Linked DNA regions of Mus musculus: region 1 is linked to region 2. The links are chromatin loops, found by intact Hi-C in ENCODE. Cell type or tissue: left cerebral cortex. All regions are shown on one strand. Links, peaks and the distances in the headings refer to the core of each region. The heading gives the core; the rest is flanking DNA. Region 1 holds the start of Gm33470 (a long non-coding RNA gene). Region 2 has its middle 11 kb from the start of Gm46099.

Region 1 (16,335 bases), core at 6,508-9,007, 180 kb before region 2:
GGGCAGTTTGTTACCAGCACCAGATGACTGCAACAGAGGCTGTACAGCCAGACTCCTGTCTTCAAAACTGGCCTGCAGGTGACCCCATGTATATGAGAACCAGGGAGAGGATTCGAAGACAATAGATCCCCCATGGGGAGAGTTCAGACTGTAATATTTTGACCCTGTGTTTTGTACGTTGAACCTAGTAGGTACTTAATACATTTATATTTTGAGTGAAACAAAGAAGCCACTTGCAATGACAAATGGTACCCAAGTAGTAGATGTTAGCAAGAATAAATCACAGATATGGGTGGATTGATGGCACTAAGGCTTCACTGGGTTCAAAGCCTTGATAAGTGGGTGTTGCAGGTTCAGATCTGAGCTATTTTGCTCTGTTTAATACCAAACACAACCAGGAGATAGCTTAATAGTATAGTATAGTATAGTATAGTATAGTATGGTATGGTATGGTATGGTATATCTATATGTGGGAGTGGGGGTGGAGATAGGTTTAAAAGCTGGATGTGGAAGTTTTCAGAGAGAATGCTGTCTTCTTGTAACAGAACAGGACCTTAGCTGTTGTGACAACCCCAGAATGGGCATTGGATACACAGGGCAGGGTGGGAGGGTGGAGAAAGATCAGAGAGACACTTCTGGTGGCCAGCTAACTAAACAGCTGAACCTTCATAACAAAGATGGAAAAGCATACTTGTATGCCGTTGGCTCTGTAGTTTGGGATGTAGCAACCACTCATTGCCCAAGACTCTCAGTGAAGTCTGCTTCCCGGTGTGACCTTCTCTTGGTGGCATTTGGGACTGAAGGAAATGGACAGGGTCTGGCTCGGGGCAGGAAAGGATCAGAAGACCAGAGTCAGGGAAGAAATACGAATGTAGAACTGGAAACCAGTACAAGAAGCATAGCGTCCCAAGAGCCCTGTGTCTTACCATTGAACCCATATGCAAGTGAATACTGTACCACTGAGCTCTGTCACCAGCTCACGACTCCCCCCCCCCCCCACCTCTAAGTGGTTTCCCCAGAGACAAAAACATATAGCACAGTCCTACTCATGGTGAGACAAATAAACTTAAGTTTCTTTTTCTGTGGCTGTGACTGGACTGCTTGCAGGCTACTGTCCACCATGTTGGGGAGGTGTAGTGGCCGAAGCATGAGGGGACTGGTGACATTGCATCTACAGTCAGGAAGCAGGGAGAAGGAGCTCTCTTCCTTCCCTGGTTTTTCATTCAGCCCAAGGGGTGCTGCTGCCTGCTGTCCGTATTCAGGATTTTCCTCTTCTGCTAAGCCACCCCTCTGGAAACACCTCACAGATAAATCCTAGAAAACTCCCCATGGAGTCCAGCTGCCAGTGAGGCATCACCACCACAGTTATCTAGCTCCACCCACGACTCTCCTCATCCTTCACCCTACTGTTGCTGCAGTACTGAGTCTGCATAGGAACCCCTATACCATGATTGCTTCATCACATTGTATTTGAGAGGCATTCTGAGAAAAAGTTCTCTCTATTTTATCCATCTCTTATCTTTCCCAGTGTCGCTCATTTCTGAGTTTCCACCTACCACCACTAAAGTCAAAGTTCCTCTCGATTTGCTGTTGTTGTTTCATGTGACTGTTTCTCTCTGTGTAACCCTGGCTCTCCTGGAACTAGCTATGTAGCCAGGGCTGGCTTGAACTCTGCAGAGACCCAACTGTCTCTGTCTCTTGAGTGCTGGAATTAAAGGCATGTGCCACCATGCCTGGCCCCTCTAGCATTTTTGATAGTTGATCTGATAGCAACAAATCTATTTTCTTTTATATAAAAATCTCTATTGACCTCTTAAAATTACCTTTCCCTTGCTGAGATTTCTTATCATTCTTACTTACTTAAAAAGTATTTTCCTTTAAACTTTAAAAATTATATTTGTTTATTTAGTGTGTATCTCTGTGTCTGTGTGACTGTGTCTCTGTGTGTGTGTGTCTGTGTATGTGTGTGTGTGTGTGTGTGTGTGTGTGTGTGTGTGTTTATGTGTGTCAGAGGACCAAGTGTTCTTTTCACCATGAGGATCTCAGGAATGGAGCGCACATTGTCAGCTTTGGCAGCAAGCATCTTTGTCCAGTGACTGTCTTACTGGCCCAAGAGTATTTCCCTTATATCCTTGCTGTCACTTGAATATGTCTGCTGGTAACTTCATCCTCAGTGTGTGGAGAGGTGAGTCGTTGCTGAGACAGAGCCTTGTGAAAGGAACTGTGACTTTCTTGAGGTTGCAGATTAGTTATCTAGTGATCATGGAAGTGTGTTTCTCTCTGACGTGTATTCTTTTACCTTATGCTGCTGTGGTGGTTTGAATGAACATGGTCCTCATGGGCTTACAGAGAGTGGCACTCTTAGGAGGTGTGGCTTTGTTGGAGTGGGCATGGCCTTGTTGGAGGAAGTGTGTCACTGGGGTGGGCTCTGAGGTCTCAGATGCTCAAGCCAGGCTCAGGGTCATATTCTCTCTCTCTCTGTCTCTCTCTGTCTCTCTCTGTCTCTCTCTGTCTCTCTCTGTCTCTCTGTCTCTGTCTCTCTCTCTCTCTCTCTCTCTCTCTCTCTCTGTCTCTCTCTCTCTCTCTCTCTCCCTGCTGCCTGTGGATCCAGATATAGAAATCTCAGCTACCTTGCCAGCACCATGCTTGCATGAGTGTCACCATGGTCTCTGCCATGACAACAATGGACTAAATCTCTGAACCCAATTAAATGCTTTTCTTTGTAAGAGCTGCCATGGATGTGGTATCTTTTCAGCAATGGAAACCCTAGCTAACCTGGCTGCCTTCTGCTATGTTCTAGTGCAGCAAGAAGGCCCTCATTACCCATGGCCTCTCAACTTTGGATTTCCCAAACTCCAGGACCACAAGCCAGATAAACTCCTGTATAAACCACATCATGGCAGAATGAGAAGGTAGAGATAGCCTTGGATTATAGTGATGGTCCCTGGAACAGGGTTGTTAACCTTGTCTGTTCTCTTGAGTCGGGTTGAGCTTTGTGTCTTAGTCACTGCTCTACTGTAAGTGTCCAAAAATCGCCGAAGGAAGACCCCAGACTCAGGTAATATATAAAGACAAAGAATGCTTATTCTGCAAATACAACCAGCATGCGGTGTGTGTGTGTGTGTGTGTGTGTGTGTGTGTGTGTGTATGAACTATTCTCCAAAATGGTGACCCCAGACAAAGGCATGCAGGGCTTCTTATAGGGAACCAGGGGAACTCTCTAGAAGGATTAGGTAATCTAAAATTGGTGGGTACTAGAGGGTCACAGGTGGTCGGTGATCTGCATTCCTATGCCATGAACATTTAGCCATAGGATGAGATAGGCTACCCAGCACAGGCAGACCATTCTGAGATGAGATATTCCCCCACTCTTGTGGTTATTCCCAGGCTGTTCTTTGGGGGGGGGGGTTATGACCTTGTTCTGGATTTTATGGTCTGTTCCTGGAGCTGGTCCCTTATGGACATTTTTTTTTTAAATCAGGCCTGGTCCTTAAATGGAGATAAATGGGGTTTATGTTGTCCTCTCAGCATTGCTGTGAAGAGACTCCATGACCGGGGCAACTCCTATAAGAGAAAGTATTTAATTGAGGCCTTGCTTACAGTTTCAGAGGCTCATTATCAACATGGCAGGGAGCAGGGCAGCACACACAGTGCTGGGGCTGTAGCTGAGAGTTACACTCTGATCCACAAGCTGAGAGAAAGAGGGAAACAGTGGATGTGTGTGGGCTTTTGGAAACTCAAAGGCCATGCCCAGTATCACAAGGCATCCCACAAGGCCACGCCTCCTAATCCTTCTAATCCTGTCAAAGAGTTCCACTCCTTAGTGACTAAGCACTCAAATATATGAGCCCATGGGGGTGGTGCATTTTTATTCAAACCACCACACTAGTATTTTTATTTTTCCTGGATATGATGAAGTTCTGAATTTTAGTATGTTCCCCTAAAGTACATTAACTTAAAAAAAAAAGTTAATCTTAGCTGAATTCTGTCTCTCTGAAGAAAAATGCTTGTCCAAAGTCATACAATGCAGCTAATGGGTAATTCAGATAATTCATCGTTGTCGTCGTCGTCGTCATTATCATCATCATCATTTGTGGTGGTACTAAGATTACGTCTCACTACACAGTCCTGGAACTTATGACATAAGTGAGGCCAGCCTCAAGCTTGCACTATTTCTCCTGCCTCTGCCCCTCCAGTGACAGGAGCACAGGCCTGTGTCAATGTGACTGGCATACATTAAACAAAGCTTGCTTACTTCTCCAGATTTTTATCTATAACTCCTAACATAACAAATGGTGCTGTGTCAGCCTCCACATAGTGACTTTTAATGCAAAGTCAGAATTTGAGCTCAGTCTATGGTGGGTTCTTTTTACCATCTCTCTCTTTGCTTGCTTCAGGCTTATGTCTTATGGAGTCAAGGCAGAAATACTTCTTTCCAGCTTTGGAAGCAATGGCACTACCTCCCACCCCCAACTCTAGGCGATGAGTCTGCAGGTAAGAGGGAGTAAGGCAAGGTTACTGGAAAAAAAAAAATACAGGATTGCTGATCAAAATCCAGACAGAAAACCACAAACCTACTGTTTGGGGATATACTTTAATTAAAAATTGTTTGTAGCTTAGCCCAAATTGAATGGGGCTTTGTTTGCTAAACTTGCTGGCCTTTTGACTGTGGAGCCCTATAATGTAGAGCTGTTTGGGTCCCTATGTGTTTCAGAAGGGTTAGCAAAGGTCCAGGATGCTTGTCCTGGGTTGGGTGCTGGGGACAGGGTGGGGAAGACACTAAAGTAGGTTCCTGTGATCCCTCTTCTTTTCTGTCACTACCTCTCTTCTGATAAGTACCTCTTGAGCCTTTCGGCTATCAGCCAGTACCCTGGTTTAGATCTTTTCTGAATAATGGGCCTCTCTTGTGACCACACAGGTCCTATGCGCTGCCCTGGTTCTCCCATCGCCTTACCTCCTCCGGCATCCCTGGCATCCTGTCCAGCTCCCCACCTCCCCTCTCTCCATGGCACTTGGTGCTTTAAAGCCAGAGTTCTTTCTCACCTTAGGGTTTCTGCACCTTCTTCTGTCTGGACATTCTTTCCTAGGTCTTCCATGTTGGCTTTTCTCAAGAGATAGGACATATCTGAGGGCAGTGCTCCTTTTCGGAGATATCTGTCTGAGCATCCAAAAATCTCAGCCCACAGACACAGTAGCAGCAGGAGGGACCAGTTGCTGGGCTTAGCACTGGAACTCTGCCTTTGGGTACTTTTGGTAAGTGGAGCACACATATTAGTCCCTCACTTGTATCACGCGTGGCTTTTCCATGTGCTTCCCCCGCTTCAGGCTGGAGGGCTCTTTGGAGCTAGCTTTCTACTTAGACCATGAGAACTGAGGATTAATGAGCTCCCAGAGACAGCCCTTAATGTAACACTCTTTGGATGGGATAATATGTGTCTGAGTTAAGGTTTCATTGCTGTGAACAGAAGCCATGATTAAGGCAACTCTTATAAAGGCAAACATTTAGTTGGGGCTGGCTTACAGCTTCAGAGGTTCAGTCTATTACCATCACGGTGGGAAACATGGCATCATGCAGGCAGACATGGTGCTGGAGTTGCCAAGGGTTCTATATCTTAATCCAAAGGCAGCCAGGAGGAGGCTCTGGATTACACTGGCCAGATTTAAGCATATACAGGAAACCTCAAAGCCCCACCTCACAGTGACATACTTCCTCTAACACGGCCACACCTTCTCTAATAAGACCACACCTCCTAATGGTGCCACTGCCCATGGACCAAGCACATTCAAACTACCACAATAGGCATTTGCCCGTGCTTCTGTCCACCAGCCAAGCCCAGCTATTCCCTGCAGCCACCTTTTCACGCAGGATCTTTCCCTTCCTTGCCTCAGCTCTTTGCCTTCTACTGAAAGCGTCCTTGCCCTTGAATCTGCTTTCCTGTCTGAACCCAAACTAATGAGACAGGTAGAGCTTTTCATGGCTCAAATTGGCTGCCCTGGTAACTGCAATTATTTCCTCCTCCTCCTCCTCCTCCTCCTCCTCCTCCTCCTCCTCCTCCTCCTCCTCCTCCTCCTCCCCCCCTCCTCCTGGGTATCTCCTTCTTCTTGTGTATTGCCTGTGTGTGTGCATACTTGACTCCTGTGTGTGTATGTGTGTGTGTGTGTATGACTGTGTGTTGTATGTATATGTGAATACAGGCATACATATTCCATACAGTGTATGTGGAGGTTAGAGGATAACTTTTGGGAGCTGGCTCTCACCTTCAGTTTAGTTAAGGCACGGTCTCTCTTGTTTCTGCTGCTATGATAGATGCACACATACTCCAGGCTTCCTGACCCATGAGTTTCTAGGCAGTTCTCCTGTCTCTCCTCTCTACCTCTTAGTGCTGGAATTACAGATGCATGAGCTGCACCCAGCTTTTGACATTTGTTCTGGGAACCCAACTCAGGTTGCTGGGCTTGCTTAAGACTCTATTGTCAGGAAACACAAAATAAGGTATTTAAATCCTTTCTGTCTGACCCTCATCCACAGCCATATCCTGCCACGTGGTCTCCTCAGGCCCAGCACAACCATGTTTGAATGGATGATGGAGAACGTCAACTATGCATATCAAATCTGAGGTCACCAGAAAGCTGTACCAATGGGTGGGTCATCTGTGAGCTGACAGAAACGATCAGCTCTGGAGCCACCACCAACCAGAGAATCAGCAGACATATATTGTTAGTACCTGGACTTCATGTGCCTGTGTGAGTTCCTGTGTGAAGCCAAGCAGTTTTCCCAGAATGGGACCTGGGAGGGGGGGGTAGGTAAATGTGGGGGTGAGACCAGATATTTGCATCATAAAAGGTCTCTCTGTTGGAGTGAAGGCTAAGAGTGAGCTAACTGCCTCATAGAAAGCTTCTAGGTTTTTCCATAGCTGGGTCTCCATGGAAATTAGTTTGCAGCAAGAGAGGAGCTATTTTAAGGACAAGTAAAGACAGACCTGGTAGGCTGGGGTTAGGGAAGGTTTCTGCAGGAGAGAGCTTTGCTCAGTGACTCACTTGGCTCCCTCCTATTGGTGGTTTGAAAGCCACAGTAAAGTATCAGAAATGCTGGACAGAGGAAGAGTACAGTGGCTGCCCGTCTAGTTCCACAGGTGGCCTGGCAGGGCAGCAGCCACCGTCTGGACCAGTGGAATAGAGATTAGATGCAGATATAGTCATTCCAGACGCCATATTATGGTAACAGGAAATCTGGGCTTTGGCTGGCTTTGTATAGCCACGAAGAGAAGGGCAAATTTACATCTGGAAAGAAAAAGTGACTGTCAATGTATAATTTTAGGGTGAAGCATTATCTTAGGGGTGGGGCAGCTTGAGCAAAGCTTGTTAACTGCCCTGCCTTCTTGGTTATGGAGCTCAGTGAAGAAAACTGAAGTGCTGGGTCGGGGGTGGGGGGGCAGTATCTGGCTCTCCATTTCTGCCGTAGAAGGGAGAACTGCATGTTAGAGGGTAGGAATAGGATGGAATGGCTGGAAAAAGAGACAGCTAACTGGGATGGGTCCCGGGAGATGGTGTCCAGAGTCAAGAGAAATGGCCACATGAGTGTGCATGACTGAGAGCCTAGGGGGACAATGATGAAACTTCAGTTGTGGTGTTTCCAGTTTTGGGCATCAGGGGGCCCCAGCTGACCATCCACGCGCAAAGCTAGGCTCTTACTTAAGACAGCCGAAAACGGAGCTAGATTCTGCTGAGGCGAGGAGAGCTCAGAGTGAAGGGACAGGAAGCATGCATATGCCCCGCCTTGCTTTAACTTGCAGAAACAGACCTGGATATCTTCCTGGAGGAGCTATTTGCCGTTCCATGGATGGGCAGCTGCTGGCACCTCACACAGCAAGCCAGCCCACTGTGAAAACGGGGATCACATGCCACAAAGGCAATAGGGTCTTGGTCCTCAGCTCTGGGGTCGCAGGGAGTATGACCCAGGGTGGGTTACCAGGACAAGTGGGCTGAGGAACAGCAGAGTGGAACGTTTACACTTCCCTTGCCTTTCCTCTAGAATATCAAGGAATCTCCTGTTGTGTCTCTACCTTGGTTTACTGTGTCAGAATGCGGGGCCTGGAGTTGGGGGTGAAGTTCTTTATGGGGACCAAGTAGTGAATCTGCAGGAGAGACATTCACCTAAGTAGAGGAGAGGAGCTGTTCTGGAATATTCTCAGCCTGGAGTCTGCCAGTCCACAAGGACTATCATAGCAGGTAGTGAATGGTTTGCTCAGTAACTCTCAAAGATGCTGCTCCCTGGAAGTCTGCTTAGAGCCTAGGCCTGAGGTCTTTGAGCAAGAGATGCTGAATATCTTAAGGTGGAAGGAATGGTGACGTGGGCCATGGCACTTTGCAGGTGATGCCAAGCTGTAACTATGTTGGTTCTCTGGCTGGAGGCTATTCCCTAACCTTTGAACCCACGTCCCGGGGATGGTTTGTATGAGTCTATTGTCTCTAGAATAATCAGAACTGTTGGTCAGGCAATATCAGAGGACACTTGTGAAAGTTGGGAGGCTATAGGACATTTGGAGTCCCACACAGACATATGCGTGAAAGGGGTGATATCACGCTTGTCCGTGTCCATCTTCAGACTGACTTCATGGTGAGGATACCATTTTTCTGGCCATAAGGAACTCTCAGCTTCATCTCCCTGCCCCAAAGTGTCTCTGCAGTAGTTATAGCACAGGGAAGAATTGTAGCCCCGGGTATCAGGAAGATACCACACAGTCAGGAGGCCCAGTTAGAAAGGCACAATTTTATTGGTCACTCAGACTGGGAAACACAGGGGATATACCTACTCTCCTGAATAATCTAGGTCTGGTTTCCTACATTAATCCTGATATATCAAAAAGCAAGACAAGAAAAGATATCACAACCCTAGTCTCCTGGTAACCAAGGACACAGGGTGCACCCCAGAGCTTGGGAAGAAGAGGCTGCACTATTTTGAGAGCCTGGGACCAATGCTCACCTTCCCTGATAGCAGGCTGGAGAACTCAGCCCTTGGGGACTATGGTGGAGACTCTTCCTCAGTACATCAGAAATGTTGCAGGGTAGGGGTGGGGTGGGCTTGGCCCAACTCAGGGTATGGTGATAGCTGCCCACCTCCAGTGGCACGGGGAGTATTTATTGGTCCATAGGCTCAGCAGGGGCCTGACGTGGCTGGCTTAAGTTAAGGCCAGATCTCTTCACTGGCGAGTTAGAGCTGATTTCTGACTCTGGCAGACTTGAAACCCCATAAAAACCAAGAGGATCAGGCCTGTGACAGAACCCCAGCAAAAAGCAGCTTGGATCTCTGAAGCTGGACAGGGCCAGGCTCCTTGTGCCACTTAGCCATGCAGACTGTTCGGGTCCCTGCAGTAGAGCCCGGCCGGTTAGCTCTAAGAGACCGATGGTTTTCTTTAATGCTTTTTAAAAACATCTCAGGACCCACCATTTGGGATTAGTGGGCCTGGGCATAGGGTTCAGGCTGACTGGCACCTCAGCACTGGAGGCCAGCCCGACAAATGTTCATAAAGCACTTAACACAGCACATGGCACCTGACTGTTATTATTATTAATAATATTATTATTTATATCTTCACCCTCGGATGAGCAGCTCCGTTAGTTCCTTTCTTTAAAACGGCGACTGGAAGAAGGCCCAGGAATCCAAGTTCTGAGACCCAGTGCCGCTGTCTGCTGTCTGTATGGCGTGCGTTTGTCATCCAGCTTTAGCATCTGCCGCACAGTGTGGCAGCCAGCAGCACACTTCTTGGACCACAGAGAAGTGAGGCCGTTTCCTGAAAAAAAATACACAGCCTGGGACTTGAAGCTAGGCAAGAAGAGCTAGCAGGAGGTCCTCCAAGAGGCATCCTGAGAGAGGCATCCTGAGAGAGGCGCAGGTCTGCTTTGTGCTGTTCCTCCAGGCTCCGATCACCAGCAGCTCACTGTAAGATGAGAACAGAAAGGGCTATCAGGGCCTTGCCAGATTTGACCCCTAGTGCTGTAAGTTAGGTCAGGCTAATTAATGTGAAAGAGCCACACTGTCCTAAGTGCCTTATATGTTAATTCATGCATATATTACAAACACAGTACCTATGAGATAGATATATGTTGTATATAGTTTCAAAATGAGTGATAACTGTAAAAATGATCACAAACAATAACAGTATATGGCATAATCTTTTTCTCCCCATAAATCTACACAATGGCTGGCACTAGTAGTTTCTTTTTGACAGTTTAAAAAGGCATAGAGCCGTGCAGTGGAGACTTGGGATTTAAATCCAACACAGGACTGTGGTACAGTGCTTGCCTAGTGTAAGGCCCCAAGTCTGACCCTCAATGCTGCAATAAGTATGCTAATGGAATGGCCAGCAGTCTAGTTCTAGACTCTGTTCCTTGTGATACTGGAGATTCACCTAAGGGCTTTCTGGAGGCTTCCTGTGCACTCTCCCACTGAGCTATATAACCTTAGCTCTCTCACTGCTGCTGTTGTCTGTCTCACCATTTAGCCCAGGCTTGCCTTGAACTTCCAATCCTCTTGCTCTAGATGTACAGTGTGCTGGGATTATAGCGGTGTACTATCATGTCCAGTCTCAACTCTGTGTGTGTGTGTATTTAAGTCATTGTTAGTTTTGCTCTACAATAAATCTATTCTATAGGAAGGGGATATTCTGCCTGAGGTCTCTAAAACACCAGGAATGTTTTAAGTGCATACCCTAATTAAGGATGATAAGACTAAAATATAAATGACTTAGACTCCCTTACTCTACAGGTGTCAACAGCTCCTCTCTGTCGCTCTCAAGAATCACTGCAGATGCCCTGTAGGACCAGTCAGGAACAGGAACAGATGCCAGGTACAAACCCCAGGTTTAGCCCTTCTTCACAGAGCACATCCCAGGATACACATACACATACACACACACACAGATGCATGCGTGCACACATATGCATATACACCCATATACATACAGCTCAACATACCTGCATGGCAGTCCTGCCAAGCAGCCCCTCCTCTTGGCGGTGCTTGCCATGGTGGGGGAGTTCTGTGTTGTCACGGTAGTCTCTGCCTTTGGAATGTTGCAGCTGCAGGACAGCAGGACTCTTGACTGGCAGGGGTGGCCGTGGAGCTGGGATGGGTGTTGTCTGCTGGCTCATTTCTGACCTGGAAGGCTTGACAGGCCTCTTGACTGGCACTGGGGCTTGGGAACTGGCTGAGGCCTTGGGCTTCCCTTGGCTCTTGTCCCCACTGGTCATTCTGCCCTCAGCAGAAGAAGAACAGGTAAAGGAGCGGATCCGGGGTGTGGGGCCAAGGACAGGCACAGGGGCCTGTTTGCTTGTCCCCTTGACACTCTCCACCTCTTGGGCTTTGGGGAGCACGATGCTGGGTGATGAGATTCCTGGGTCTGGACAGGGCGGGGGCTCCTTCCGCAGCATCTTGGGAGACTCCTGCTCTTTCCTGGGCACCAGCTTAGGGAAGGAACTCACGGATCCATACAGTGGGTTCTCAAACATCTCGGGCTTCGTCAGCAGCAGGTCCTCCTGGAGCAGAGCTTCCACCTTTCCCAGATCCCCAGGTCTGGAACCATGGGGAAAAGGAGAGGAGATGGGGAGGAAATATGTTCAGAAGTCAGGACATGGGGAGTAGTTGCTTCATGCCTCTGGGTTTCATTTAGGGGTGATAAGAATGCTCTGGAACTAACTACAGTAGTGATCATATAACATGCACCACAGAAATGCCTCCGAATTACTTATTTTCCAGGGAATAATTTTTACATGGATTCTGCCTTGAGAATTTTTCTTTTTAAACACCAGGGCTCACTACGTATCCCTGGTTGATATAGAACTGACAGATCCGCCCGCCTCACTGTCTGCTGAGTGCTGGGATTAAAGGCATGCAACACCATGCCGGGCTGAAGAGTTGGTTCTGTGATTAAGAGTATTTGCTCTTCTTCCAGAGTTACCAGGTTCGACTCCTGGCATCTACATAGTAACTCACAACTGTATGTAACTGCAGTTCTTGGGAATCCAATGTCCTCTTCTGGCCTCTGAGGGCATTGTGGTAGACAGAAGCAAGCAACTCCCCCCCCATCTCCCCACCCCCCCATGTGCGTGCGTGTGCGTGCCTGTGCATGTGTGTGGCATCTGGCTATCCACTCAGCTATAGAGATAGAGAGGCCAGAGGATGGAGCCAATGAGATAGAAGCTAGAAAGTGATCCTTCCAGCAGTGTTCAGGGTACACCTGCTATCCTAATGGAGGTTAGGAAAAACAGATTAAACTCACGAGTTTTAGTCAAAAAAAAAAAAAAGTTTGAGTATAGGCAACAGGAAACCAAGCTCTTATCCAGGGGGCAGAGTCAGTTCTTGTGCAGGAGACCATGGATGCCGGCTAGGGCCTGAGCAGAGTCTCCTTTCTTGGCACACAGCCTTGACCTCACATGGTGGTGGTCCAAGCTTACCAGGACTGCAGTGTTTTCCAGGAGATGGGACTTTTAAATGCTAAAGTTGGGGCAGCCTTGGGGAACCTGGGATGGGTGGCTATTGCCACCTAGTCCTGTAGCTCGCTCCCTGATAGCTGTCTACCCCTATGCTGTCACCTGGGGCTGGAGAGGACATGTTTCCACCAAGCTCTGTTCACCGTGTGAAGCACACAGTGACTTCCACTCTGGGAACCTCTGAGTCCATGAACTTGTGCTTTCTTTGTGGCTGTCTCTAGCTCTGCTTCATGGGGTCTCGAAAGAGACTGCCTTTGTCAAACAAGTACCTCAGTACCTTCTGGATGGCTACCTTGATCCTCATTTCCGGGGAGGGATGCCAAGGCGATTTCTCCCTTGCTCCTAGGAAGTAGACTTCAGTCTGGCTAAGGGACCTGCCCTCCCACCTTTCAGCTAGTTCAGCTAACAGCTAAGGCACAGGACTGTCAGTGCCTCTCCACAGGAATCCCCAGGCAGGCCTGGTATAGGCATTTGACTTAGAGGGTCTGGAGGAGAACCGCACTGTGGGTGATGCTCCAGCACGGGTCCCTGATTACTATGAGTTAGCTCTGCTAAGGAACTGAAGTTCTGAAAAGGGAAGAAAAGAAACAGCACTCAGAAAAGAGGCTGAATGTGAGAGCCGGTGTCACCACAAAATGCTCAAGGCAGCTGGGGAGGAGACACATCTGTGTCACTGTTAACTAGGTCTGGATGTCACTTGGCCATCTATCATCCTGTAGGAATGGGATTCCCACCTAATGTTTCCCATATCTGCTTAGGACTTCATCTCTGGGCTGTGTGGTCCTTGCTCCTAAACCTGTTCTGGCCGGCTCCCTCTGTAGGATGACAGCTCTGCCTTCATTTGGGTTCCTAGTTTCCAATATATGTTTCCATCAGGAGGGTCCAGATAGTTATTTTCTTACTTATGTATGTGAGTGCACTGTCATTCTTCTCAGACACACCAGAAGAGGGCATCAGATCTCACTACAGATGGTTGTGAGCCACCATGTGGTTGCTGGGAATTGAACTCAGGACCTCCGAAAGAGCAGTCAGTGCTCTCAACCACTGAGTCATCTCTCCAGCCCCCAGATAGTTATATATGAGAACATGAATGCTTGTTTTTAAGGAAAGAGAGAGATTTGGGGTAGATAATGGTGTCTATTCAGAAATCCTCACCTCTTTCCCACTGAGAACTCCAGGAAGGGGAGGATGGCATAGATTGTCATTGGTTTGAGAAATGTCTTTGTGAGTAAATGCAGTTTTTATAAGAAGATGGCTTTCTTGGCAAGTCCCAACCCAGTCCCCTTTAAAATCAAGTTGCACCAACTGTTTTGGACAGGCAGAAGCCAAAGTAGTGGGCAGAACCTACTACAACTCTGCCCTCTTCAGGCCGTCACCCTTGGGAGCCCCCAAGGGATGCTTTTGAGCAGAAACACAGACACTCAGACAGACACACACACACAATTCAGAGGACACTCACCTTGCCTCTTGCACCCTGGGGCAGGGACCTCGGTTGGCTGTGGAAGATGAAAACTTCTTTGGCGACAGAGGTGGTTGGGAGGGAGGGGTTGGAGGACCCTCCCCCCTCCCAGGCCCCAGGGAGGAGTCTTTGGGTAGCTGGTCATAACTCCAAGCTGTGAGTTGCTGATCTGGGGACAGGGTTGATTTCCCATGCAGGGGCTGTCCAAAAGGCCCCATACCAATGTAGTTTGGATTGATCATCTCATTGAGGCTGGAGACACCACATGCAGGGACCCTGTAGGAAGATGTGGAGGCACACCTGAAGCCTCTTCCCTTCTTGGCTGGCACCAGCCTGAGGAAAATGTTCCTCAGCTTCTCAGCCTCTCAGTACCTTTATTTCTTGGGCACAACAATTCATTTACTCATTCTGGTACGTGTATAATATGGCAAAGAGAAATAAGAGATCAAGTTGAGACAAGTAGGAGAGTGGAGACCCACCAGGTAGAACATGGCTGGAGAAGATTGACTCAAGGCTGTCTGCGGATTGAATTTATATGGAGTACAGAAGAGAGAAAAAGAGAGGAGGATGCTCTGTGTGGAGGCAAAGGTCCATGCTAAGGCCCTGTGGTCAGGGATAGAGGCTGCCCTGTTGTGGGGTTCACTGAAGACAAGGTCAGCACATGGGGAGAGCAGAATGAGAACCTGGTGGGCCTGGGGCTGTGGGAGAGTCACGTGGGACATGTTGGTTTGCACATCCCACGGAAGGCATCAGACCAGCAGGGTGAGTGTGCGGCACAGAGGGTGAGGCTAGAGGTGGTAAGGAGGGCAGCTGTGTTAAAACTGGAGGAGACAGTCCAGAGCCAGGTGAGGCAACCTTTGTAGTCACACACCAAACCTTGTTCCACAATGGGCTCCATCTCAGGAGGACTAACACGAGCACATCAGGAAACAGGGGTGTTTCTGATATCAGGAAACAACATAGACTGGAATGCCCAGGTTACTCTCCAATCCGTCTTTCCTGTTAGTCACTGTGTTGGTTAGTCTTTCTGTGTTTTGTTTTATTTTGTTTCTTGAGATAGGGTCTCATTATGTAGCTCTGAATGTCCTGGAATTCACTGTGTAGACAACGCTGGCCGTGAACTCACAAGATCAGCCCGTCTACGTCCTGAGTTCTGGAAGTAAAGGCATGCCCCGCTACACCCCTCTGTGTTGGTTGGTTTGAAATGCCCTCTTGACACAATCTAGGATCACCAGGGAAGAGAGTCTTTATGAAGAATTGACTAGATAAGTTTGGCTTGTGGGCATGTCTATAGGGACTTGTCTTCATTGTTAATTAATGTAGGAAGACTCAGTCCATTGTGGGTGGCACCATTTCCTTGGCTGGGCCTTGAACTGTGTAAGAGTGAAGAAAACTAACTGAGAACAAGCAAGGGTGCATGTGTTTATTCTCTGTGCTCTTGACTGTTGATGTGATACTTCAGGTTCCTGCCCTGGCTTCTCCACAACACTAGACTGTAATGTGGGCTTGAGGAAGTCAAATGATCCCTTCCCTCCCCATGCTACCTTTTAATCAGGGCATTTGCCACAGCAACAGAAATGAAGCTAGGAAGTCATGGGTGGTGACTTTTGACCACTTATGTTCCTGGCCTCCCTGAATGCAGGAGAAGTATCTTTTGCCCTGGAATTGTTCAGTCATCTATAGCTCCTTCTTCCTGCACTGCACATCCTTCCACTGGCTGGTGTTAAGTCTGTAGGTCATGGACTATACTGTATTTACACTGTGTCTTCCTGAATATAGCAGGTGTTCATTAAAGGATAGTTGAGCTGAGCCCTTCCTACATGGAAATGTTCTCCAAGGCTTTGATCTTTCAGAGATGAGGATTTGAACTCAGGATGTGAAACTGAGGTAGGAGAGTGGGTCCCCTGGGCCACAACATTTCTTCTCCTCTGACCTTGGCTTTCCTGAACTCCACTTTACCCTCTCCTGGACTCTGGTTCACACAGCCCAGCTAGCTGTAATAAGTCTTAGCAAGCTTCGTCTACCTGCCAGAAGGCTCCCATTGCCTCATAGGGTCATGGCTGGTGAGGTTCTTCAAGCATTTCATTCCACTGGATTCATCCCGCTCTGTCTTCACAAAGTCTGGAAGAGAACATTTAGGAAAGAAAACATGTGAGATCCTAGCCACGGCATGGGTTAGAAATGGCAATGTGGTATCTCTTTGCAGGCCAAAGCTGGACAGTAAATAGTGGTTACTGGGAGAGGTATATCAAGCAAGATTTTCAGGCTTCAAAATCCTTACGCTTGGCAACTGTTGCCTGCCATGATGCCTGCCATGATGCCTGCCATGGGTCCAGAAGGAGATGAACAGATACTTATGACCCAGTTGTTATTTCAAGAAATACCTTGTT
Region 2 (16,335 bases), core at 4,870-7,369:
CCCTGCTCATCTGGCTCAGACAGATGCTTTACTCACTCACTCTAGTTCTTGTCCGTGGCTCAGGAACACTTTAGCTTTTTACTACAGTCACAGCCTTTGTTGACCCAGGCTGAACTTGATGCTACGGGAATCATCCCTTGGCATTGCTAGGATGGGGGTTCCTCAACACGTTGAAAAGTGTCATCCCTTCTGGGAACTCCTCTAAGTGATGGGACATGAATGGTCTGACCTCAGTGTGGTCTTTTAGCCACTGCAACAACCTTCTCTGGACACCTGAGGTAGCCGCATTACACTTTGCTAGATGGGGACCTCACCGTATTTTCCTGGGTCAAGAAATGATGGGTTCTAGGGTAGTCAGGACTATGTAGAAAGAGACCTATCTCAAAAATAGATAGATAGATAGATAGATAGATAGATAGATAGATAGATAGATAGATGTAAAAATAATCTAAGCCAAGCATAGTGGTGCCCATCTTTAACCCCAGCACTTGAGGGGTAGAGGAAGGCAGATGTCTGTGAGTTCAAGGACAGCTTGGTTTACATCACAAGTTCCAGGCCAGCCACATACATAGTGAGACCCTATATTGAAAACAAAACAAAACAAGCAAAAATGAAATGGTAACCACAGTGGAAGGGGCAGCCCCTGGTCCCCTGGCCCCCCGCAGGTGGCCTTCTAATGCCTGGCCGTGTTGCTCTGAGGTAGGCCCTTCCTCAGCGAGCCCCTGCCTCTTAAGCCCCCCATGCAGCTTGCATCTGCTTGGCTATATGTAGACATGACTGTTCACGGAATGCAAGCATACCTGCAGGCAGGTAGGGGAGAATGTGCTGTCCCTCTGCATGTGACTCCAGTGTATGGGCTCCAGGCTTCGAACCTTGCCTTGGACAAACCCATTCTCTATCTCCAGGGAACCCCTGACTCAGTTGCTGTCCCAAGCATAAGGTGTGCAGTTGGGCTAGAGAGAGCGACTGGGTAAGAAACTGTGTGGGCGGGTCCTGTGTACGGTTCCTACTGTCCCTGTTTTATAGAACAAGGTGTGAGATTGCTTAAGTGTTCCTGAGTCTCTGACCCACACAGAATGCAACGGCAGCTCTGACTCATGACCCAGCAAACAGCTCCTGCATACACAGCTTCTGTGCATGACTTTGGTACCCATAAAGTCTCCATGGCTTTGCCACCCAGGACATTGCCCCACCAGTGTGGTACCCATTCTCAAAAGATGCCCTCAGGTCCCTCAGTACCTCGGATCCCCATCCTGGAAGGAGGTCCACATCTGGAGGGAGCTAGCTTTAACACTATAGTCCTGAGTCACTCTACTGAATCTCCCTTTTCCTGTTACAAGTGTCTTAGTTCGAATGATATGTTAGACAGTTGCCCTATTTGACTCCAGCCCATGGGATGAAGCTTCTTATAGAGAGGCCAGTAGGCCAGCTGGACTTGGCCACCACATGATGAAAGGAAGGGCTCTGTCCTTGCTTTGCTCAGACATAAAGGGACTCTTGTGAGACATCGTAATGCCAGCACTTCCCCTAGCCCTACGGCTGCCTTCCTGCATCTGCCCGACTGTCCCCTCCCTCTGCTCTCCCACAGTTCACTTGCTTTCTGGTGCTCTCTGTGGTGTCTAGAGTTATTCAGGAAATATTTACTTGCAAGTTGGTTACACAAACCTCTTTAAGCGTTCTCCTTAAAGCTCTGCCTATGAATGGGACAAGCAAGCCTCCGTTACACAATGATACATGACTGCTTCCAAATGAGCAGTTTGCACCGTGATTCTTATTGGTGAGGATGCAATTGCTGGGGTGTGCAGATTATCCCAAATCTCATCAAACCTGAGTGGAAAAGGATTCTATCTATGCTCTGAATGGACCGCTTAGCCCAACGACTCTAATTGATAACTGTTCTCTGTCTATTCTAAAGCACTGAAAACTGATGAAGTCAGAGAGGTTGCTGACCCCAGCAGTCCTGTTGAGAAACCATTAAGTCCATTGCCATGGAGACCAAAAACTCTGAAGACTGGGGGAAACCTCAGAGGAAATCAGAGAGCAGCTCACGGAAAAGCAATCATGGCCCAGCTGAGATGAGGCCTGCGTTACCTCCGGAGAACAGGGAGGCACCTGAGACTGGCGAGGAAACTCAAAACGAAGAACCCCGCCGCCTCATCCCAATCCAGAGGCATTCCCTCTTCAATCGTGCTGTGAGACACAGGCACAAGGCCAGGAGCACGTCTGAGCGGAGAGCCAGTGACCAAGCAGGTCAGTAGCAGGGACGCCTGTCATGTGAGTTCTTGATGCTCAGAGTCTCATTAAACAAAAGAGGAACAAAGAGCATTGGAAATGGTCAGGGATGGATCCAGCAAGGATCTAAAGTAGTCACCTTCCCAAAGTGTGACAACACATCCTCTTCTGAGAAAGTGTCACCTCAGTGTCATACAAGACAGACCTCTCCTGAAGAAACCCGATCAAGTTATTCATATATATATATGTATATTCCTAGAATATACATATATATATATACACATATATATTCTAGTAAGAAATTGGCACTGTCTTTCTATATATTCTGGGTCATTTGGGCACACAAATATTTTCTATTCTGTTCCTGTGAATGTGGGATGGCTTCCCAAAGCTTAAGCATGACAACTATCCTCAGAAAGTGTGCTATCCCTAGTGTGTTAGAGGTACAACTCAGCTTTGGGACCAGAGGCTTTGGTGACTATTCAAAAATATTCATTAAACTCTGTACTGGGCACTTTGCAGCCTGAAGCCAAACTACTCCCAATACACATAACATTAAAATATACAGATGTGCACACACACAAGCACATGCATACACATGAGAACTGAGCAGCCCAAAGAAAATATAACATATATCTATCAATACGTCATTTTATATCTTCCAGTGGTCATATTTTTAAAAGTACAAGGAGGGAGGGACTGGAGAGATGGCTCAGTGGTAAGAGCACTTGTTGCTCTTGCAGACTACCAGGGTTCAGTTCCCTGCATCTACATGGTAGGTTACAACCATCCATAACTCCAGATCCATGAAACATTGAAACATGACACCCTTTTCTGACCCTTGTGGGCACCAGGCACCCGTGCAGTGTGCATGCATACATGCAAGCCAAATACCCATACAAATAAAATGAAATAAATAAATCCAAAAGACTTTTAATGGCAAAGAAGTAAATAGTTTATTGTAGTAGTGTATCTTATTAAATATAATAACACTTCCAAAATACTATACCTATACTTACAGTTAATAATCAGTATAACATTTATCAGTGATAAAATAAATCGTTCTTCCTCTCTGTCCCATATTGAACTCGAGTTTGAAAGAGGCGAGTCCGGTCTCAAAATGGAGGGCCATGATCCAAAGGAACCAGAGCAGCCGAGGAAGCTGTTTATTGGTGGTCTGAGCTTTGAAACCAGATGATAGCTTAAGAGAACATTTTGAGAAATGGGGCACACTTACAGACTGTGTGGTAATGAGAGATCCCCAAACAAAACGTTCCAGAGGCTTTGGTTTTGTGTTGAAGAGGTGGCTGCTGCACTGTGTGCTCGGCCACACAAGGTTGATGGATGTGTGGTGGAACCAAAGAGAGCTGTTTCTAGAGAGGATTCTGTAAAGCCTGGGGCCCATTTAACGGTGAAGAAAATTTTTTGTTGGTGATATTAAAGAAGATACAAAAGAATATAACCTGAGAGACTACTTTGAAAAGTATGGCAAGATTGAAACCATAGAGGTTATGGAAGATAGGCAGAGTGGGAAAAAGAGAGGATTTGCTTTTGTAACTTTTGATGATCATGATACAGTTGATAAAATTTTTGTTCAGAAATACCACACTATTAATAGGCATAATTGTGAAGTGAAAAAGGCCCTTTCTAAACAAGAGATGCAGTCTGCTGGATCCCAGAGAGGTCGTGGAGGTGGATCTGGAAGCTTTATGGGTCGTGGAGGAAACTTTGGAGGTGGTGGAGCAAACTTTGGTCGTGGAGGAAACTTTGGTGGAAGAGGTGGCTATGGTGGTGGAGGTGGTGGCAGCAGAGGTAGTTATGGAGGTGGTGATGGTGGATATAATGGATTTGGAGGTGATGGTGGCAACTATGGTGGTGGTCCTGGTCACAGTAGTAGAGGAGGATATGGAGGTGGTGGTCCAGGATATGGAAACTAGGGTGGTGGATATGGTGGTGGTGGAGGAGGCTATGATGGTTAGAATGAAGGAGGAAATTTTGGTGGAGGTAACTATGGTGGTGGTGGAAACTATAATGACTTTGGAAATTATAGTGGACAGCAACAATCAAATTATGGATCCATGAAGGGGGGCAGTTTTGGTGGAAGAAACTCAGGCAGTCCCTATGGTGGTGGCTATAGATCTGGAGGCAGAAGTGGTGGATATGGTAGCAGAAAGTTTTAAAATAAAACAGAAACGGCTACAGTTCTTAGCAGGAGAGAGAGCAAGGAGTTGTCAGGAAAGCTGCAGGTTACTTTGAGACAGTCGTCCCAAATGCATTAGAAGAACTGTAAAAATCTGCCACAGAAGGAACAATGATCCATAGTCAAAAAAAGTCACTGCGGCTTAAACAGGAAACCCTTCTTGTTCAGGACTGTCATAGCCACAGTTTGCAAAAAGTGCAGCTATTGATTAATGCAATGTAGTGTCAATTAGTTGTACATTCCTGAGGTCTTTTATCTGTTGTAGCTTTGTCTTTTTCTTTTTCTTTTCATTACATCAGGTATATTGCCCTGTAAATTGCAGTAGTGGTACCAGGAATAAAAAATTAAGGAATTTTTAACTTTTCAATATTTGTGTAGTTCAGTTTTTCTACATTTTAGTACAGAAACTTTAACAAAATGCAGTTTCGAAGGTGTTTCCTTGTGAGTTAACAAGTAAAGATCGTTGTTAATCACTACTATGTATGAATTTTGCTAAAGTTAACTGTAAAGAAACACCTACTGTCTTGCAGTTTAAGGGGAATCTATTCTCCCCATTTCCAAAACAATGATGAATGGGCACTGACATGTGGAGAGAATAGATATTTGTATGTTTGCAATGTGTGTTTTAGATAATTAGAATTGGGAAATAAAAAATAGCATATTTGTGAATTTAATAGCATTAAGATTACCTTCAAATGAAAAGGATCTCAAAAGTTAAAAAAATAAAATAAATCTAAAAGACTTTTAATGGCAAAGAAATGAATAGTTTATTGTAGTAGTGTGTCTTTTTAAATGTAATAACACTTCTAAAATATAATATTATACCTATACCTACATATACCTACAGTTAATTAGTGTAACATTCATCAATGATACAGTATATGTATGTATGTATGTATGTATGTATGTATGTATATATATATATATATATATATATTCACACACATATAATATATATGTATATGGACTACAGAATGAGTGTATTCATTCACATGTCTGTAATCCTGGACTAGGCAGGAGGACTGAGCTTTTGAGACAAGCCTGACTACGCAGTGAGACCTGTCTTTAAAAAGTAACTTAAGCAGTGAGCTGCTTTAGGTCCTTTGCGTACACTGTCTTTGAAACTTGTTGAGTGTTTTATAGCGCAGCCCTTTGTGTTAACTTGCCAAATCATCACTGGAAATAAATACTCGATCTGGATTTAGATCTCATAAAATGTACAGTCAAAAAAGCAAATTTACATACCCAAATTGTTCCAAATATTCTTAGAAGTTTCCCAATCATCGAACCGCGGCTCTGTTTGCACGTTTGGGTTTAAATTAAGCTGAATGAAATGGAAAATGCATTTCTACCACCACACCGCCCATATCTTAAGTATGCGAGGGCTTCGTGTGGAAAGTGGCTGCCCTATTGGACAGAGCAGGGGAGCGCGACACAGAAAAATACACGTAGCTGCCAGATCTGGGGCCACAGGGGTCTTTCTGTGGTGGGAGAAAAGGTAGGTACATTCATCTGCTCTACATTGTGATAAAACACTCAAGATAGATCAACTGGAAGGAAGAAAAGTGTGTTTGGGCTCATAGCTGCAAGAAGGTTCAGTCCAGGATCATCGGGATCCACTGTTTTGGTCAGAGATGAGGCTGGGTATTTAGATGGTGGTGAAAAAGTCCGGTGAAGGAGAGTGAAGAAGAGGGTGTTTGAGGGAGAGGGAGAGAGGGAGGGTCTAAGAAAAGATAAGCTAGATCCTGAGGAGATTGCCCAATGACTGGCTTCTTCCCCAGGCCCCACCTCCATCTGCGTCCATCAGCTCCCAATAGCGCCACCAGCTGGAGATAAAGGTTTTAACATATGAGACTCTGGGAACATCCCATCCAAATCCTGAGTGTGGCACCGGGGCTGTGTTCGAGATGAGGGTGGAGAGGGAAACAAGTGAATCAGAAGAGCGTTTGTAGCTTCCCTGAAGCAAATCTGGGGGTACAAAATGGAGAATGAGAGCAGGGCCACAACCTTCCCTGTCACCAACACTGCCACTGGTGCTCAGTTCATAGATAAATCAGCTTCATTATATATAGGTAATGGTTAATCTGATTCTTCACTACTCTCTGGAGTCAACTATCCATAGCCACCTGAGGTTCCCTGACCCCAGCGCCCATAGGGAGCCCCGTGTCTGCTTCACTGCACAGGTTAGGGAGGGGACTAGGAGCAGATAACGTAGCCTTGGCCACCAGGCTTCTCTGATCTGTGTCCTAAGGACAAAAGACAGCACACATTCTGGGTTCACCACGTGCAAATTGGACTCGAAGGCACAGGACTTTCCCCCTCATTTCATTTCATTTCAACACGTGCCCCTTGCGAACCTCACAGCAGCATCTGCCTCACTTGCCCACTGGGGTGATGCGACATTCTAGTTCTGGTGGATTAGGACCCATGGATTAGGACTCAGAGGTTGAGATTAGGTGTGAAGAGTTTGACAAGCTAAAGACGAGTTTGTCCAGAAGTGAGCTCACATTGGAAGCTTTGAGAGCCAGTAAACATTAGCCAGGCTTGCATGTGAGCTTGCTATTATATTTTCAATACCTCCTTCCCCCTTTCCTCCCTTCCCCCCTCTGTGTTTGTGTATGTATATGAAGTTGCTGGTATCATAGTTATCAGCTCCATTGCAGTGACATCCCAGGTCATCAAATACAGCACAAGGCATAGCAAATATCTCTTTGGGAAGTGAGAAGCGGAGTCACCCCCACTCTACCTTCTTTTCAAGATAACAGAACTGTCAGTCATAGATTTGCCTGAAAGGGGGAGTTGCATATTTTCTAACTTGCTCCATTTTTTTAAATGCCACAGATTTGCCAAAAATGGGGAAATCTGTAAATGAACGGTCGGCCTTCAATCTGCCCCAGGGGAGATTGCCTCCCTGGAGAACACCAGCCCAGAGGGACACAGGAGCGCAGGAAGCCAGGTAAGCCATGTTTGGGACTGAAAGGCACGGTAGTCATCTGTACCACCAAATCTTCTCAGAGATACAGGATGTCACTTGTCATTTAGTCATTTTGTTTTGATTTGAGGCAGGGTCTCATATATTCCAGGCTGGTCTCAGAAATCACTATAAGCCAGAGGTGAGGTTGGGGGCGGGGGGGGGGGGCTGTGCGCGCGCATGCCCATCCATGCATCGGCTTGGGTGTAAGCAATTCTCAGAAGTTTGTCTTACTTACAAGGCAAGCAAGCACTTTTGGTTGCAAGATATTTGATCACACTGTGAACTCTGAGATTGTGTTATTTACTGGAAAAACGTATTTCTAGTTGTGGTATGGCTCAGCCCTTACTTAGTACACACCTTTAATCCCTCTGGCTGGAACACTGACCCTTAGTACATCACACCTTTAATCCCTCTGGCTGGAACACTGAGCCCTTAGTACATCACACCTTTAATCCCAAACAAAGAAGGTACAGTTAATTTGTAGAAGGAAGCACCCATGTTTGAAATTGATATCTAACTGAATGACAGACAGAGTGACAAATCAGAGAGAGATTTGACAGAATAGGACCTGCCCAACTCTTACGAGAAGAGAGACGAAAGGGAAGCTAATTAAGAGAGCAGTGCAGAGAGAAGCAGGCAGGCAGTATTACCAGGAAAGTTATACAGAAACAGGTTGAAAAGAGAACAAGTGAGACACAGGTGAAGACAGAACGAGCCAGAGAATGAGAAGGAGCCAGATGGTTAGAACAGATTGCTAGAGTTAGTTTGAGGCCAAGCAGAGCAATTCAGGATAGGCCAAGAGAAGCCAGATGAAATCAATCAGCTTGGTGAAAAGTTTGAGCCAGAAGAGCTGAGCTGAACCAGCCAGCCAGAGCTCAGAAAGAACAAGAAAGGGTAATCTTATTCAGCAGCAAGTCTCAGGCTGAAAACACTCTAGGCCTAGATTAGATGGTACGGAGGCTACAGCTTCCAGGACTAGGCCTAGGTTAGCAGACTGAGGCCGACTGAGACTAAGCCTTGGAGACGACAATTACATCAGGAGAGTAAAAGTCACACTTACAGCTTTTACCTGCTGAACCTTGACCGGGAACTCTGGATCCTCCTGTCTCCATCTCTCTAGTGCTGAGATTCCAGATGTGCACCACCACATCTGGTGCTGGGGAACAAACCCAGGGCTGCTGGGTGCTAGATGAACACGGTAGCCCGAGCTATGCTTACAGCTGCTTGTCTTACTTGTCTAACAGTGACTTAATGGCTTGTGTTTTTTCAAGCCACAATTTCCTTTTGTAAAAACTATCTATTCTCCCACAATATAGGAATTTGGAGATGTAATATTCACCGAGGAGTGGAAAAGGAAGTTATGGTGCCACTACCCTAGAGAGATTTTAATAAATTGCACATGTGCACATGTGCACATGTGGTGGCTCTTTTTCCTGTGCACTTTATGCTTGTTTTCCCTCCATAAGACAGATCTTCCTATTTGATCTTTTCTTGTCTATTCATTTATCACAAACCCCTGTGTTCTAAATAGTTTTCTACACATGGATGGAACAGCCAGCTATACTGTGTGCTGTAGTGTAATGGGACTTCAGTGTTTTCGCCTATCAGTTAGAATTTAATTTTGCTACTTGTCTTAGGCAGAGTTTCTATTGGTGTGATGAAACACCATGACCAAAAGCAAGTTGGGGAGGAAAGGGTTTATCCAGCTTATGGTTCCAGATCACTCTTCATCATCAAAGGAAGTCAGGACAGGAACTCAAGCAGGGCAGGAACCTGGAAGCAGGAGCTGATCAGAGGCCATGGAGGGATGCTGTTTACCGGCTTGCTCACCCTGATTTCTTACAGAACTCAGGACCACCAGCCCAGGGACGGGCACCATTCACAACAGGCTGTGTCCTCCCTCATTGATCACTGACTAATGCCCTGCAGGCTTGCCTGCAGTCAGATCTCATGGGCAGGTTTTCTTAATCACAGTTCCTTTTTCACAGTGGGTACCTATGTGGTTCCTATGTAAAAGCAGCCTGAAGATCATGTCAGAAGTTCCTTCGTGCCTTCAGGGACCGAGGTTCTTTCTAGCATCCCACTCTGTCATCTTTTAAGATGACTGCCAGAGCTCCATGACATCACAGCTACAGTTCAGGAGGGAAAACGGGAGGGATGAGTGGTTGATGTTAACTCTCTGTCTAAGTGGATTCCTTGGAGGCTGACCAGCTGACACTACTTGCATCTCATTGGCTAAAACCACATTGCAACGACCTTTTGCAAAGGCCGTTGGGAAAGGAGTTGTTCCATGCCAAATCCGATTCTCTCCCTCTACGCACTGGCTTTCACTCTAAAGCATCTCGGTTTCTCGGCACCGCTCTAATTTGTATCTCTGTGCTGACTATGAGGTTGAGTGTCATTTCCATGCATTTCCTGGTTCTCCACTGACTTTCTATTGGGTGGTGGCCATTCAGGTCATTTGCCCATTGCTTGTGTATTTATTTTTACATTTGTAGTTCTTTATATGTCAAAAAAAAACAACCCAAAACAACAACAACAACAACAACAACAAAAACAAACCCAAAAACCATGGCCAAGCCAAGCATGGTGCTCGTGTCTGTAATTCCAGGACTCAGGACACAGAGACAAGAGGATCAGGGTGGATTCAGGGCCACTTAAGCCTACATGGCGAGGTCCAAGACAGTCTGGGCTACAGAGCAAGACCTGGCTCAAAAAATCCAAAATAAATCAGAACGTTCCTGTCCCAAGATGTACACTGCAAATATTTCTACCCATGTATCATAATTTCCTGCATTCTAGTGAGCATAGATTTTTAATTTTGCTGACATTAACTTATCAATGGTGTTCTCTTAAGGCTCACTGTTGTGTTTGCTACTCATCAAATACCTAACTTCCATAGACATTCATACCTCAAGTTCTGCCTCTCTGTCTCTCAGTCCATATGGCCACCCAGCTGCCTTAGCGCCATTTATATGAACGGCCTTCAGCTCCTGTCAGTGAGTAATATCTGTGCCTTGTCTTTTATTTATTTATTTATTTGTTTATTTATTTATTTATTTATCTTCCTTTCTTTTCTTTTCTTTTTTTCTTTCTTTCACTTTTTTTTTTTTTTTGAAACATTGGTCTCACTATGTAACCATGCTGGCCTTGAATTCACTACATAGTCTAGCTTGACCTTGAATTCATGACATTCCTGCTTCAGTCTCCTCAATGCTGGGGTTGCAAGCATGAGCCACTGTGGCCAATTTGTTGATTTTTTTTTAAAAAAGCTCCACACTATGTGCATATGGGTGGGTTTATCTCTAGACTTCTCATTGGTCTTGTTGACTACCTTGTGCCAGAACCACACTGTCTTCAATTCTGTAGCTTTGTGCTTAAAATCTAGTAGTGTGAGCCCTCCTACATCATTCTTTTTAAAGACAGGCCTGACTATTTTAAGTTTTGTGTTCCCATATAAATTTTAGAATCAGGATGTCAATTGCTACTCTCAAAAATATGCGGTTGAAATTGCTTTACCCTTACAGATGAATCTGGGGATCCTTGGCTGCTTCAATTGTTCAGTCCATGAATAAATCCCAACTTATTTAGTTGGCTGCATCCCCTCTGTTCAGATGCTTTAAAAACTAAGCCAGTGATGATGTGTAGGTCTAGGATGCGTTTTATACAGATTTTTAATTCTCGTATGTGTTATTCATATATGCATGTGTGTTCTGGAGTTTATGTGTGTTCATGTGTGTGACTATAGGTGTGTGTACTACGGTGTTCCTGTGGTGATCAGAAGATCACCTGGGGTGTCCTCACTTTCTACCGTGTTAGAGCAGAGTCTCTTTTTCTATGTAAGCTGTGCTAGTTGGCCTGCTCACTGGCTTACAGTGATGGCTTACAGCAAGCTTGCAAGGATTCTCCTGTCTCTGCCTCCCACCTCTCCATGGAAACACTGGGATCACAGATGTGCACAACTGTGTCTAGCTTTACATGGACTCTAGGGACCTCAACTCAGGTCCTGGAGCTTTCCTGGAAGGTGTTTTATCCCGGAGCCATCTCCCCAGCCTGGATTTATACATATTTTAATTAAATTTCTTGCTTTTAAAAAAATCTTATTTTACACACTAGTTTTTTCTATGTCTGCTTTTAAAGTATTTATTGATGAACAAAACACATTGGTAGTGCACAAAGATAGTTATCTTGTCAGTTGGGGAGAAGTGGTGAACTCTTACACGTTCACCTGGTATTCCATGATAGTGACAAATTTGCTTATTCTATTTTTTTTTATGTCACTGTCTTAGTTAGGGTTGCTATTGCTGTGACAAAACACCATGACCTAAAAGCAAGTTGGAGAGGAGAGGGTCTGTTTAGCCTATATTTCCACATGGCTGTCATCACCAAAGGAAGATGGGGCAGGAACCTGGAGGCAGGAGCTGATGCAGAGGCCATGGAGTGGTGCTACTTACTGGCTTGCTTCCCCTGGCTTGCTCAGTCTGCTTTCCTATAGAACCCAGAGCCACCAGCCCAGGGATGGCTCCACTCACAATGGTCTGGGTCCTCCCCTACCTACCGACTGATCAATTGATCAATTGATCGATAGTTGAGAATTTGCCCTACAGCTGGATCTCATGGAGGGATTTCCTCAACAGAGGCTCTTTCTCTTAATGACTCTAGCTTGTGTCAAGTTGACACAGAGCCAGCCGGTACAGTCACTTTGGGTTTTCTATGCTCTGAATCTTACCCTCTGTCTCCTTTCTCTTGTTTTTCGGGACTCTTTGAAGCTCTTGTTTCTCCTGACATATAGCACAGTCAAGTAAATCCTCAACAGCAATAATGTTGAATCGATATAGCTCTGATAGACATCTTTGTTCATTCCCTGCCACAAATCAGAAACCTATTCAGACTCACTCAACAATTAATTATAGAAAAATCCCAAAGAATCTAAGTCTAAGAAACGAAGCCTATCTTCACAGGAACTGGAGCAGCATCAGGAACCAGAAACACCCAGTCAGTTTCTCTGGGGCCCTTCCCTCTTGCTTCTCTTGTGAACTGCTCTGTTCTCCTCATTCTCTTTGTACAACTGGGAATTCTTCTCCATTTGCCCATAACCTAAATGGCAGCCCTTGCCAAGTTAACCTTTCACCTTGACCTTCGAAGGGAGAGAAATTGGTTGTCCACCTTTGGGTCAGGTATCTACCTCTATGCTGGTTAGGTAAAGGAACAGGGGAGAGGATTAATGGGCCATCCCCATGTCATCAGTAGGACCTGGGTCTACAAGACCCAAGGATAGGGGCTAAAGAGATGGCTTGGTCGTTAAGAGATGTTCTTGCATCATCAGGTAACCAACCACACACGTATGATATATATTTATAACTTATATGTATATAATATACTTATATATATATAATACACACACACACCCACATATATATATTCACACCAATACACAGGCATTGAAATAAATCTTGAAAGAAACAAAAAAGTCAGGGAGAACCAGGCAACCCTTGGTGTATCTATTGTTATCTGTTAGGGTCTGGATCTCGCACGAGAGAATACTAAAGGATGAAGAATACTAAATGCATGAAGTAAAAAGCTACAGATTGAGGTAGGGACAGCAGGGACTGCTGGCTGCAGGTTAGAGGACTAGTTGGCTAGGGTCTTCAGAATGGCTGCAAGAACCACAGGCCTTTAGTCTCTGAAAACTTGGGGGTAGGGTTGCTGATAAGAGGCATGCATCGCTTTATGATCAGTACCTACCCACAAGGTTCTAGAATTGTCTGCAGCTCAGACAATTACGGAGCACGATTCCATGTACTGAGTTACAGTGATGCTGGGCGAGGTGATCAGAAGGAAGCACAGTCAGGGCAGAACACTGCTCCTTACAGAGAGACACTGGAATGGTGCTTCATTTGCTGAGCTAACTGTAACACATCATTATTAGAATCGGTGTTGTGTGACTTTTCCCAGCGAGTGTATTTCTATTAACCGTAGAAACAGAGGTCAAAGGTAGATCAAAGCAATGATTCTGCCAGGTCCAGTGCGGTGATCCAATGGGTCTCCTGGGGTTACTTACAGGAGCATGGGTCAGGAGTTATTTGCAAGAACACAAGAGCATCAGGTAGGAACATCACAGAAAATCCTATCCCAGCATGGGCAAACAACTCACAAAACTACATTGCCGGAGTGCCCCATGCAAGATTCAGGCAGCTACACCACCAAAGGCTCCTCTCCTCCTCGTTCCTGCCAGCTCCCAGCCATGGTTTACTGCTTATGTAACTTGACTAGGTGGAGTCAAGTTCCGTGACTAACATCTACTGATCCATCTCAAACACAACCACTGCCATGAATTCTCTAGCACCACTAAAGACTCCAGTGTGGTACTGTGAGTCTGAAGTTCTGAAGCTGGACAAGGACCAGGTTCCATATTGGAAACTGTTTCCATGGAAACACACAAATGGCACAAACAGTTACTCTGGGGGCAGCTTGTTCATCAGTGCTTGCTCCAGTTGTTGCTACAAGAGAGCCTTACAGTAACAAAGTTTCTTAAAATAAAACACAACAAAAGTGTAAACAAGCCCAGAGACTTAAGAAGTAGTAGTAACTAACTGTAGCAATGTAGCCACTTTTTTAAAAAGATTCCTTTTCCAGTCAGTACACTGTGGACCAGAGGTGGGTGACTAGGAAGACTGTAGGGAGTAGGAGTGGGGTATCAAGTTTTAAAAGACAAGCAATTTTGGACACGGGTCAAATATTTCAAGATGCTAAGAAATGGTTGTTTATTTCCTCGGACTCTCTCATGATATGGCAGTTATTTTTTTTTCCCAGCCATGTGTAAGTCTTTGCATCTTTTGGAGAGACACCCTGGAATATTTCAGATGGGACAAAATGATGTCCAACATTTGCTCCAAAATAATGCAGGCTGAGGGAGCAGTGGGAGGAGCGGAGATAAAACACAGGCCTTGAGCAGGGAGGGCTGTTGGGGCCTGGGGTACATGTTTGAGACGTTCCTCATAGTTCTCTGTCTACTTGAGTGTGATTGAAACATCTCCATAGTAAAAAGTTTGAGGTTTTTTTTTTTTAATTAGGTTCATATTGAAAGCTTTTTAAATTGTTGTTTATTTGATTATTAGTCATTCTGGACTAGAACTGGTGGGTGCTCAGGGCACTAAGCTACATGCCACATTCTAAAGCTTATTTGGAAAACAAAAAACAAAACTTAAAAAAGAAAAACAAATGGTGCAATTTTTCAGAGAAGCTGCCCAGGTCATGGATTCCGTAATGTCTGCTTTCCCATGGAGCCCATAACCACCATCCCAGGGTTGGCACCACCCACAATAGCTTGGGCCCTTCCCCATAAATCACTAAGAAAATGCCCTACAGTCTCGCCTACAGCCAGATCTTATGGAGGCAGTTTCTTAATTGAGGTTCTCTCCTCTAGATGACTTTAGCTTATATCAAGTTGACATAAATATCCAGCACAAAGGACTTGCTAGCCTATGCCTTATAGCTCACATTTCTACTGCCAACTGACGTGACAGTGACCATTTATTTAGCAAGGGACATACAAACCAGCCTTCTCCGTGTCCACATGGGAAGCAGCTGAGCTCCCCACACAGGCTGCCCCTTTCTGTGACCCTCCAGCAAAGCATCAGAAGATTCCAGACCCTCAGCTGTGGAGACTGAAGGGAGGGTGGTTTCACCTATGAACGTCTATTTTTACACAGTCTGTGACTTACATTCCACAGCTTGAGATGCTAATTTCATATACTTTTGACAGCTGCGTCTTCTTTGCAGAATTTCTAATCTTTTTCCCCCCTCTTCCTGATGTTGAAGAGACATGCTTGCCCTTCCCCACAAGGCCTTAGAGATGTGGGCTTTAAAAGGTCACGTACCTCTCTCAAGTGTGACCCTAGAGGTGAATGAGTCTCTCTGGCCATCTGTACCTGCAGCCAGGTGTGGTAGGGGAACAGACAGGGGCTGAGAACTGCAACAACTCTAATGGAAAGTCCTGGAAGGCACAGTCCATGGCCTCACTCATCCCCTTTGCCATGTAGTAATACTTACACAGGCTGGGCGGAAGCTCCATGGTAAATACTGCATAAAGTGGGCGGGCTAGAGCAACCCTGTAACCCCAGCACTCCAGAGGCAGGAGAGGGAGCAAGAGCTCAAGGTCGTCCCAGACTGCATAGCGACTCAGAGGCCAAAAGCAGGCTGGTCAGTGGTGTCACTTGCCTTTAATCCCAGCATTCAGGAGGCAAAGGCAGGTGGATCTCTGTGAGTCTGAGGCCAGCCTGATCTACAGATTGAGATTCAGGACAGCTAAGGGCTCCCGGAGATGGGCTAAGAAGCCACAGTAACAAATCTGTCCCTTTAACAGTGAGAAAGGTGCTGGGCTCAACAAGGCATCCTGCTCCAAGTGCAAAGCCTCCAAACAGTCATAGAAAACACAAGATCTCAATGTGAGCAAAGTGGCGTTCCCTATTGCTGTGTCCAAGTACCAGACAAAAGCAGCTTAAGGAGCTGTTTCCTTCGGCCGCAGTAGAGGGGATACGGTCCATGGGAAAAGCATGGCGGCAGGAGCTTGAGACAGCTCATACTGTGTCTGCAGTCATGTTGTAGACATAGTGTGTGGGCTCAACTCACTTTCTAGGTTGGTTTGTTTGTTTAGTCCAAGACTTCAGCCTAAGGAATGGTTCTGCCCACAGGGGAGGCTCTTCCTAGTCCAAGTAACCAAATCTAGATAATGCCTCACGGACATGACCAGAGGGTTGTCTACCAGGTGATTGTAGGTTCTGTCAAGACGGCAATCAATGCTAACGACCACACAGACACATGAAGGAAACCTCATGTACCTTGGAGCAAATGCAGAACCAAAACTGGAGTCTTCTCTCCAGTCCTGGCCCGATTGCCCTCGTGGGTTTCAGGGATATGGGGAATTCAA

What was found. Hi-C counts contacts between places; a loop is a spot of excess contacts. Peaks named below come from ENCODE experiments on the same cell type or tissue, not always from the same donor. Only the 100,000 strongest peaks of a DNase experiment are listed, where the experiment ranks them.
Region 1: a loop joins it to region 2, with 2.1 times the contacts of the local background. A loop is called at or near these places in 4 of 42 quality-filtered maps.

What each region holds. Positions count from the first base shown.
Region 1 is chr1:87,712,924-87,729,258 of GRCm38, reverse strand. It overlaps Inpp5d (inositol polyphosphate-5-phosphatase D), which reads right to left. Exons shown (of 27, transcript NM_010566.3): 24 at 15,970-16,066; 25 at 13,946-14,221; 26 at 10,975-11,569; 27 at 8,749-9,938. The coding sequence ends at 9,936. Gm33470 (a long non-coding RNA gene) reads left to right here and starts at 4,402. Exons shown (of 4, transcript XR_878350.2): 1 at 4,402-4,494; 2 at 6,530-6,983; 3 at 10,766-10,847. It overlaps Gm33517 (predicted gene, 33517), which reads left to right. Exons shown (of 4, transcript NR_157047.1): 4 at 1-691. In left cerebral cortex, for the core only: a CTCF peak has its summit at 7,636; DNase peaks (open chromatin) are centred at 7,037 and 7,696; H3K27ac peaks cover 1,221 bases.
Region 2 is chr1:87,531,712-87,548,046 of GRCm38, reverse strand. It overlaps a transcript of Ngef not described here and the pseudogene Gm6153. Among named protein-coding and RNA genes, the nearest start is that of Gm46099, 11 kb to the left of the region's middle. In left cerebral cortex, for the core only: a CTCF peak has its summit at 6,257 (motif pointing left); DNase peaks (open chromatin) are centred at 5,642 and 6,231; H3K4me3 peaks cover 495 bases; H3K27ac peaks cover 304 bases.